Linked DNA regions of Homo sapiens: region 2 is linked to region 1. A link is an interaction called in ENCODE POLR2A ChIA-PET data of the cell type or tissue named here. Cell type or tissue: PC-9. All regions are shown on one strand. Links, peaks and the distances in the headings refer to the core of each region. The heading gives the core; the rest is flanking DNA. Region 1 has its middle 4.5 kb from the start of DLEC1. Region 2 holds the start of LOC124906354 (small nucleolar RNA U13).

Evidence for each region. Peaks named below come from ENCODE experiments on the same cell type or tissue, not always from the same donor. Only the 100,000 strongest peaks of a DNase experiment are listed, where the experiment ranks them.
Region 2: POLR2A ChIA-PET joins it to region 1 with 19 read pairs; 2 of 35 experiments call an interaction of 5 or more read pairs at or near these places.

Annotation. Positions count from the first base shown.
Region 1 is chr3:38,032,051-38,037,426 of GRCh38, reverse strand. No RefSeq gene overlaps it. Among named protein-coding and RNA genes, the nearest start is that of DLEC1, 4.5 kb to the left of the region's middle. In PC-9, for the core only: no CTCF peak of the experiment used is centred there; no DNase peak of the experiment used is centred there; H3K27ac peaks cover 174 bases.
Region 2 is chr3:37,196,380-37,201,755 of GRCh38, reverse strand. All of the region lies in intron 1 of LOC105377642 (a long non-coding RNA gene), which reads right to left. It overlaps LOC124906354 (small nucleolar RNA U13), which reads right to left and starts at 5,015; the gene lies at 4,912-5,015. It also overlaps the pseudogene RPS16P4. In PC-9, for the core only: no CTCF peak of the experiment used is centred there; no DNase peak of the experiment used is centred there; H3K27ac peaks cover 857 bases.

The sequences.
Region 1 (5,376 bases), core at 257-5,256:
AACAGGCATTTCTCCAATTTTCCACAAGCATGCAAGGCCCCCAGTGGTGCAGGAAGGAGCTGTGGGTAGGAAGAGGGGTGCAACAGTCTGGGGGCCTCCATTGCTCTAATGTGGCAAATGGAGCCCCAGTTGGGTGGTCTTGTCATTTAGGAGCAGTTCCGCTTGTGGAGGCTCTCTGGCCCCCTTCCCTGTTATAGGGAAGGACAGGACAATGGACTCTTGCCATTACTTTTGGCTTCTCCACCCTGCCTCTAGACAGCCTCAGAGACAGTCACAGAGTCTGACTAGCCTGGGAGAGGTCTCCCTTTGCATGACCCCTCCCCCCTCTGGCTCCAGGCTAAGGTTACCAGCAACCCTCCTGTCTCTCCAGTGGCAACAGTCCCCCCTCAGTCCTCATCTCAGCAGCCTCTGGTGCTGCTGCCCATTCCCTCCGACTGACACACTCTCTTCCCTGCCTCCCTATTTCTTCTGTGCATCACCTATCTCCACCCTCGGGTCCCTGTTCTACCAGTATCTCTCTGCTTGATAAACTGGATTCATCCCTGATTCTACCATGCCCAGCATTCAATTTCTGTTTGCTCCCTGGCTAACTGGAGAAATGAATGGCTGCGACCCTGCACTGGTAACAGGGCTCAGGTCACTTTTGGAACCACTCTTCAGCTCCCCTCCCCTGGGGACTTCATCGGCACAAAGGGAATTCCTTGTGAGTTGCTGTCTTCATTTTATAACCCGTTCTATTGACTACATTCTTGTTTGTTTGTATATCTCTGGGTTCCCACACAAATTTTTGGCCTTTAAATTTTTTTTTTCACTGCTTTTTTCTTTTTGAAACAGGCTCTCACTCTATCACCCAGGCTGGGGTGCAGGAGTATGATCACAGCTCATTGCAGCCTCAACCTCCTGGGCTCAGGCAATCCCCCTGCCTCAGCCTCCCGAGTAGCTGCGACCACAGTCGTGCACCACCATGCCCAGCTAATATTTAAAATTATTTGTAGAGACAAGGTCTTCCTAAGTTGCCGAGGCTGGTCTCAAACACCTGGATTCAAGCAATCCTCCTGCCTTCACCTCCTAAAATGTTGGGATTACAGGCATGAGCCACTGCACCTGGCGTTTGGCCTTTTTTTTTTTTTTTTAACTTTTAAATACATTTCATAGTTTCATGGATGTCCAACTTTTTTTTTTTTTTTTTGAGTTGGAGTCTTGCCCTGTCCCCCAGGCTGGAGTGCAGTATTGCAATCTTGGCTCACCGCAACCTCCCCCTCTCAGGTTCAAGCGATTCTCCTGCCTCAGCCTCCTGAGTAGCTGGGATTACAGCCATGTGCCACCACGCCCGGCTAATTTTTGTATTTTTAGTAGAGACAGGGTTTCACCATGTTGGCCAGGCTGGTCTTGAACTCCTGACCTCATGATCTGCCCGCCTCAGCCTCCCAAAGTGTTGGGATTACAGGCGTGAGCCACTGCGCCCAGTCAGATGTCCAACTTTTTGATTGCAAAGAAATTTTTGCTTATCTGTGGTGATGTATATAATGAACATTATGCATGGACCTTTTTTTTTTTAAGCTTATCGCTGTTAGTGTTAGCGTATTTGATGTGTGGCCCAAGACAATTCTTCTTCTAGTGTGGTCCAGGGAAGCCAAAAGTTTGGACACCTGTGTATAAAAACAAATTCAAATAGTACATAAATAATAAAAAGGAAGTGTCTTCTTCTCAGTCCTTTCCCCCAAATTATTAGAATATTTCTGCTTACTTTCAGCTGTTTTTTCTGCCTGCACGAACACTGTTATCTGTCAAGACATTTAAAAAATTATTTAAAAACAGGCCGTGCATGGTGGCTTATGCCTGTAATCCCAGCACTTTAGAAGGATGAGCAGGTGGATTGCTTGAGGCCAGGAGTCCAAGACCAGCCTGGCCAACATGATGAACACTGTCACTACTAAAAATACAAAAATTAGCCACGCATGGTGTCACATGCCTATAATCCCAGCTACTTGGGAAGCTGAGACACAAGAATTGCTTGAACCCGGGAGGCAGAGGTTGTAGTGAGCTGAGATAGCGCCACTGCACTACAGCCTAGGTGACAGAGTTTGACTCTGTCTCAAAAAAAAAAAAAAATTAATAACACAAGTGAAATAATGTTATACATGGATATTGTCCTGCCATTTGTATTTTTCACTTATTATGTCCTATGGCAACTCATGGAGAACTACTTTTTTCTTTTTTGCTCCTATAAATAATGCTGTAATGAGCAACCTTGTTCATGTTTGTGCATACTTTGCATAGCCGTACAATGTTTCTGTGGGATAATATCATAGAAGTGCTTGGCCAAAGGTGTGCACATTTTAATAGCTGAGATACTGCCAAAATGCCCTCCAAAAAGATTATACCAGAATATAATCCCATTTGCAAAATGTGAGAGTTCATGGACATTTTAAACATGTTTTGAACCATATCCCAGTTTTTATCCCTAGCTCACATCTCCCTCCCAAACTCCAGACTTGTACATCCATCATGTTCTTGACATCTGGATGGCACCTCAAACTTAATATGTCCGAAATAGAGTGCCTGCTCCTCCTCAGCCTTCCCCATTTCAGTTAATGGGAGCTCCATTCTTTAGTTGTCCAGGCCCAAAATTTGGAGTCATCCTTGACTCCTCTCTTTCTCTCACAGCCCCCACCTGTAATTCCTGTTGACTCTGCCTTCAAAATATATCTGGAATCCTATCAATTTCCACACTCAACTCCTACCTCCAAGGTCTGAACCACCATCCACTCCCACCGGAATTGGGTATTACAAGAGTCTCCTCACTGGGCTCTTGCTTCAGCCCTTGTCCCTCCGTGGTGACTTCCAGCACTCAGAGGATTCTTTTACATTAGTCAGATCATGCCCCTCCCTGGCTTGAAGCCTTGCAAGTGCTCCCAATTTCGCCCAGAGTAAAAGTTGAATTTTTTTTTTTTTTTGAGACAGAGTTTTGCTTTTGTTGCCCAGGCTGGAGTACAATGGCGCAATCTCGGCTCACCGCAACCTCCGTCTCCTGGGTTCAAGCGATTCCCCTGCCTCAGCCTCCCACGTAGCTGGGATTACAGGCATGTGCCACCACGGCCGGCTAATTTTGTATTTTTAGTAGAGACGGGGTTTCACCATGTTAGTCAGGCTGGTCTTGAACTTCCAACCTCAGGCAATCCACCCACCTCAACCTCCCAAAGTGCTGGAATTACAGGTGTGAGCCACTGCACCCAGCCAAGTTGTATTCTTTTTTGTTGTTGTTGTTGTTGTTTGAGACAGAGTCTTGCTCCGTCGCCCAGGCTGGAGTGCAATGGAGCAATCTCAGCTCACTGCAACCTCCTCCTCCTGGGTTCAAGTAATTCTCCTGCCTCAGCCTCCCAAGTAGCTGGGATTACAGGCACCCACCACCACTCCCAGCTAATTTTGTGTGTGTGTGTGTGTGTGTGTATTTTTAGTAGAGACAGGGTTTCGCCATGTTGGCCAGCCTGGTCTTGAACTCCTGACCTCAGGTGATCCACCGGCCTCAGCCTCCCAAAGTGTTGGGATTACAGGCGTGAGCCACCGTGCCCAGTCATAAAAGGTGAATTATTACAAGGCCCAACAGGACTTGGTCCCGGTTACCTCTCTTTCTCCTCCCATGATCAGCCCGCCCCACTTCCCCGTTCTCTTGCTCTCTTAGCTCCAGCCACATTGGCCTTGTCCTCCTTGCTCATCCTCCAACATACCAACACCCTCCTGCTTCAGGGTGTATTTCCTGTGCCTGGAATCTTCTGCCCAGATATCTCTAAATGTCTCAGTCCCTCACTTCTGTCAAGGCTTTGCTTGACTGTCACCTTTCCCATAAAATCCAGCCTGATCAACCCTTTTAAAATTTAATTCTGTCAGGTGAGGTGGATCGCTTAGGGTCAAGAGTTCAAGAGCACCCCAGCCAACATGGTAAAACCCGTCTCTATTCAAAATACAAAAATTAGCTGGGCGTGGTGCCACACACCTGCAATCCCAGCTACTCAGGAGAATCACTCGAACCTGGGGGGCAGAGACTGCAGTGAGCTGAGATCACACCACTGCACTCCAGCCTGGGCAACAGAGCGAGACTCCATCTCAAAAAAAAAAAAAAAAAAAAAATTAACCCTATCCCATTCCTGAACTGCTTTAACCCACTTTTTTCATTTTACTTATTATCTGCTAATATCCTGTACAATTCATTTCTTACATTTGTTAAAATGTCTCTTTTCTTTCCATTAGAATTTGGGCTCCAGGAGGGCAGGGGTTTTTGATGTGTTTTGTTCACAGATGACTCCCAAGCCTCTAGAACAGTGCCCACTACACAGTAGCTGCTCAATAAATATTTGTTGAATAAGTGACATAGCAGAACAGTTTTCAAATGTGGGTCTCTTCAGTTCACACATCCCATAAGTGTGTTTCCTCCTTCAGGTGAGTTACCCTCTGCCTCCTCCTTCAGATAAGGGTCTGAGGGCAAGTTTCCTGTCTGTTCCCCATGCCAAGCACTGTATTCTGCCTCTGGGGTGGAGGTGAGCATTGGGACTCAGTCCACAGTGAAATAAACATCACAGTTACATTCACAAATGAATACACAATAAAATCCCACAAATATAATTATAGAATAGTAACCCCAAATAATCCCATACTGTCCTGGGACTACCAGCAGGTCCAGCAGCCTCATAGTTCACTATGGCATCCTGGATCCCTGCAAGGTCAGGACCTGAGGATCTGACCCTGCATGACCTGAGGACTCTCACTTTGCCACAGCTGCTCCCTTGGGAGGAGCAGCCTTCACTTTTCCTCCTGATGCATCTGGACTTGGGCCCATGACCCTCTGGAGGGAGCTCCTATGGGGGTTTTGCAGCCCTCAAAAGCAGCAGGGGCATGACCTCAGACCAACAGCCTCAGGTTGGGCTCTGGCCACCTGGATCTGTAGAGGAGGCCAGGCAGAGGATGGCTGTGGGAATATGGGATTCTGGTGGCCTTCTAGCAGGTACTTATTTGTGCCCTGTACTTGCCATCCATTACTTCTGCCAGTTCTAAGGATGATTATAGCTCCTGATTGAGGAGCTCAGAGAAGCGAAGTCACTTTTCCAAAGTCTTAACAGCAGGAAGCTGCAAAGTCAAGATTTAAACAGCCCCTTCACCCCATATCCTGGAGCAGAGGCTCTAAAGACAGGGAGGGGGCAGAATAAACCCCATTCACCTCACCTACCCAAGCTGGGCTAGGTTTGCATTTCATGGGGGAGGGACTGGAAAGGGCCAGCCCTGAAGCACGCTTGGAGCCTGACCATCCTGAACGTTGGCATTCTTGGGTGATAATACCCCCTCCTCAGGCCTCCAGAGAAAGTAGTGGTGGAGAGACCAAGT
Region 2 (5,376 bases), core at 127-5,126, 840 kb after region 1:
CCATCCGGGATAGATTTTCCACCCTTATGTTCCTGTACTCAAGATTCAAATCCCGGCCGGGTGGGGTGGCTCACGCTTGTAATCCCAGCACTTTGGGAGGCCGAGGCAGGAGGATCACGTGAGGTCAGGAGTTTGAAACCAGCCTGGCCAACATGGTAAAACTCAGTCTCTACTAAAAATACAAAAATTAGCCAGGGTCGGGGCGCGCGCCTGTAGTCCCAGCTACTCCGGAGGCTGAGGCAGGAGAATCACGAACCCGGGAGGCGGAGGTTGCAGTGAGCCAAGATCATGCCGCTGCACTCCAGCCCGGACGATGACAGAGCGAGACACCGTCTCAAAAAAAAAAAAAAAAAAAAAGATTCAAATCCTTGGAAGAGAGAGTGTGAATGGCCTAGTTTGGGTCTCTGGGCCACACATACCCATCGACCACAGCACTTTAATTCATAGTCCCGGCCAGGCACGGTGGCTCACGCCTGTAATCCCAGCACTTTGGGAGGCCGAGACGGGTGGATCACAAGGTCAGGAGATCGAGACCATCCTGGCTAACACGGTGAAACCCCGTCTGCACTAAAAATACAAAAAATTAGCCGGGCGTGGTGGCCGGCGCCTGTAGTCCCAGGTACTCTGGAGGCTGAGGCAGGAGAATGGCGTGAACCCGGGAGGCGGAGCTTGCAGTGAGCCGAGATCGCGCACTGCACTCCAGCCTGGAAGACAGCGAGACTCGGTCTCAAAAAAAAAAAAAAAAAAAAAAAAAATGCATAGTTCCGCCAAGTCCACCCACATGCAACTAGTTGGGGACAGTTTCTTAAAGGATAATTACAGTGCTGCAACAAGGCTGGGCGCAGTGGTTCAAACCTGTAATCCCAGCACTTTGGGAGGCCAAGGAGGGCAGATTACTTGATGTCAGGAGTTTGAGACCAGCCTGGCCAATATGGTAAAACCCCGTCTCTACTAAAAATACAAAAATTAGCCAGGAATGGTGGTGCACACCTGTAATCCCAGCTACTTGGGAGGCTGGGACACGAGAATCGCTTGAACCCAGGAGGTGGAGGTTGCAGTCAGCCAAGATCGTGCCACCACACTCCAGCCTGGGTAACAGAGTGAGACCTTCCCTCAAAAAAAAAAAAAAAAAAAAAAGTGCTGCTACCAGAAGAGGGGAGAAGGGATGCTGAGCAGGCTGGACACTAAGGCCACAGCCTTCTCTCCCTTCTCTCAAGCCTTAGATTCACACTGCTATTTTCCCTATTGATGGCCTCTCACTGACCTGCCTCACCTAGGGTTGTTATTTAAACGTGTGCTGCGAAATGCCTGTCATAGCCATCATTGTGCTTGCTTCAGAGCACATATGTTACCTTCCCCCAAAGTTGAGAAACTCCTGGGAGGCAAGAGCTGAGGCTCCTAAGTCCACAGGTTTGCTCGGAGCCAAACTATGGGCCAATTAACAGGTTTTAGGGACTGGCTGAGTGACCAGCTGCATGTTTGTATGTTGGGTGGAAGAGCGGGATACCAAGACAGTGAGGTAAGTGGGAAGCTTTCCCTGGAGAACTTTTTAACCCCCAGAATACACCTATTTTCCAGTGAAAGCAACTAAGTCAAGAGGTTCTGGGAGAATTAGTTAAAAGAATTGCAGCTCAAGACTGGCTCCATTAGGCCAGGTTCTTCTAGACTTCCACCATGGTCATATACACTTCTGAAAACTGTCACTGCCATTAAATCTCCCGTTACGATTCTTTTTTCCCTCTTAGTTTCTTATTAAGAGCCTTTATGGGGGCTGTGTGCCGTGGCTCACACCTGTAATCCCAGTGCTTTGGGAGGCCAAGGTGGGAGGAATACTTGAGGCTAGGAGTTTGAGACCAGCCTGGGCAACATAGTGAGACTCCATTTATATATATTATATATATATATACATATATACACATATATATGTATATATATATATAAATTTTTTTTTAATTTAGCAGCACAAGGATTGCTTGAGCCCGGGAGTTTGAGGCTGCAGTAAGCTATGATCATGCCACTGCACTCCAGCCTGGGCAAAAGAGTGAGACCCTGTCTCTAAAAACAAACAACAAAAACAAACAGAAAAAAAAGAAGGCTCTTATAAAAAAACATTGGCTTTCCCTCTGCTAACCTGCAGTTTGGGAAAGAGCCTGGATAAAGATTGAGGACATGTGGCAACTGGGACCCACTCTGCCCTTAACTGCTTAGCTGCTCATTCAGTCAACAAATAAACACTGAGAACCTACTATGTGTCAGGCATTGTTCAAGACACTGCTAGGGATACAGTGGTGAACCAAAGATACCAAATCTTCTTAATTTCTTTTCTTTCTCGGAGATAGGAGGCCTTTATCAGCTCTCATGGCTTTTTCAGAGCTATCATTCCAGAATTATATGAATGAAGGAAAAACAATTTTCTCTCTCTCATTCAAGGCAAAGGGGTATTCAAGGTGCCTCAGGAGGTAAAGCAAGTGGTGACATTTTCTTGGAAATAGTTCAGAATCTGGATGGATGGAGAGAGAGAGATTACATAATGAAAAGCCCACAAATGTTGGTTCATTGCTGGCACACAGTGAACACAGTGAACTCTTACTAAGTATCTGTTTGGTGGATGAATCATGTGGGAAAAAGAAGGGGACTTAATGGGTGGCTGCAGGGAGAATTTCCTCACTGTGACTCGAGACCCTCACATGTGCCTCTTTGCCTCTATCCTGTCTTGGGAGTACTGCTCCTTCCGTAACTCCCCCATCTCCTCAGGCATTTGGACCCCAGCGTTCCGGGCCTGAGAGTCCAGAATTTCCACTCTCTGTGATACAAAGAAGAGGCCCTGGCTCATTATTGACTATAACCCTAGGGTTTTTCCTCTTAAGAGGGAAACCTTCCCTCTCTTAATCTTCCGGGTCTTCCTAAGAGGAAAGAATGTTTGCTTCCTAGGCACCTAATATAAACTCCCTTAATGGGTTTAAGCCTGGGGTCACAGAATCAAGTGCACACAGAAAGAGGCCAGGCAGGTAATGTCAATTGTGACAGACAATAAGGAATGCTGGGGACTGTGGTGACCTGGAGAGCTGAGCCTCATGTGAACAGCATCATACTTTAAAAAAGTACTGTGTGGGCCAAAACAGTGGCACTCATGTGTGGGTGTTCGAAGATCAGTGAACTATCAGTTTATGGCATCTATTATTAGAAACAAGCCAGAAAAACTTGTCAACTTTTCATTCTTCTCTCTGCGGCATGTCTCCCTGAGACCACATGGCTGCTTGAATGGAGGGAAAGAAGAGGAGGACATGCCAATCGGAGAATGTAGGTTAATATCTTCAATAGTATTCTACCATACCCACATTTGGCTTGGATAGAACGTTTTCTTGGGCTAAACTCCATAAAATTCCTATAGAGGCACAATTACTGACTCAAACAAAAGCTGCCTTTGACTATTGAGAGAGGAGTGTCTAGGTCAGAAGGATCAATTTTCTGATGAATCAGTGAGCAATTCTGAGTGGAACTAATCAGGCTTGTGTTGTGTCACCCTTTATTTATAACCCATGGTTCAGTGATCTGAAATCTGACCACTCCTCCTCTGACTTCCCCCGACCTCCTTCTACTTTCCTAACATGTGTGCAAATGTACCACATGTATACACACACAGAGAAATACAAAGATGAAGAAAAGCATTTTTCAGAAACAAGAAGGCTCAGAGAGATGTTAGAGCCTTCCTGACAGTACTGGAAACAACAAAAGATGCAAGGGTGTGACGGCCAGTGGAAGTAATTTAACTCCTGTGCCTCCAGGGAATCACAAGGTCTCAGGAAAACAGCCATGAGTAACAAATTAGCTCCCCAGCAAGGCAAATTCCTGGAGGATTAAAGACAGGGAGTGATCCCAGCAACATTTCTAGTTACTAATGCCTAGGGATAGGAAGGGCAATCAATTAATTTTTCCCTCAGGATTCCAACTGAGGTTGTCCCATAAAGTATTGGGTCATATTTCCAAAGCCACGTTAGGTCAGGCCTTGGTTACCCATCACATTAGTTAAGGTTATATTGGTTTCAGGGAAGAAAAGGAAACTTTGGCTGACTTAAACAAAAAGGAGGATTATTGGGAAGCTCCTGTGGGCTTTGATGAAATCAAAAAGAAAGCTGGATAACCACAGCTCAGCAAGGGAAGAAACTGAGCACCAGGAGTTCATGGTTGTGTTGCCATTGATATGATTCTGTTTCAGTGTGCCCAGGCTCTCTGGTTCTTTGGGATAAAAGGATCTCATGGGCCCTATGACTTAGCTTGGGTTCCCCAAAGGCAGAGGGATTCTGTTGTGATGTACGGGGAGAGTGCTCTCAGGAGAAATCCATTAAGGGAGTGAGGGAAGCAGGGTGGTACAGGAGACAGAGCTAAGCAAGCCTAGCCTCAGCCTGATCCGGTGGTGGGACCTGGAGAGTGAATGACATGACTGAGTTATCCCACTTTGAAGCAATGGTGTTCCTCTCCCTCGAGGGGGAGAACATACTTTCTCAAGCATTTTTGGGAAGATGATTCAATAGCAAAGCCACCTGTGAGGTGTTCATAGCCAACATTCACAGCAGCTGGGGGATGGTGCACTGCCTAGTCAAGGAGATCTGGGTAGAGCACCAACAGAATCCACTGCTCCTGGCTTGGGTAAGGTGTCCACTCAAGAGCAATTAGCCATTGAGAGAGAGGCAAAACCTTGAAGTCTAGACATGGCAGCAGGGCTATTTCCAGAGGAAAGTGTACAAGAGTGATGGGAAGTTATACCAAATGGTGTCCATAGTACCCACTTGAATAACTTCTACTGAAAATGCTCTCCTGGCCAGTATGTACAACTGGCCAGGTGTTTCTTCCTCAGTAAGAAGAGTATTTCCCAGGCACTTAACATAATCTCCTTTTTTTTTGTTTTTCTCACGTCAGTCAGGTAATATGTCAACATGGTAACAAGGTTCGAGGGTGGCTCATCTCACACGTGGGCAGGAACACCCAATCATCATGCTCATGAACTACAAAAGGATCATCTCTGTTTTTTTAAAAATCTCTCAAACATTGTTTATTATACAAGTAAACCCCAATTCTCATGATGGGCTTATTGGTAGGATTTCTGGTAGCAAGCATGGGTACCAGCGTCTCTTAATTTTTTGGATTAGTGGTGGTGGAGGTCAGCCACCAGCAGGATCTGGTCGTACTGTATGAGGATGTCTTTGATCTTTGTCTTTGATCTCCTCCTTGGAAAACTCATCCATATACTTCTGGTAATAGGACACCAGGGCTTTGAGGCTGGACTGATGGATAGCATATATCTAGGCCATGTGATCACCACCCTTCACATGGACACGTCCATGCCAGCAAATCACTCCTTGTCTGGAAGCAGAACTG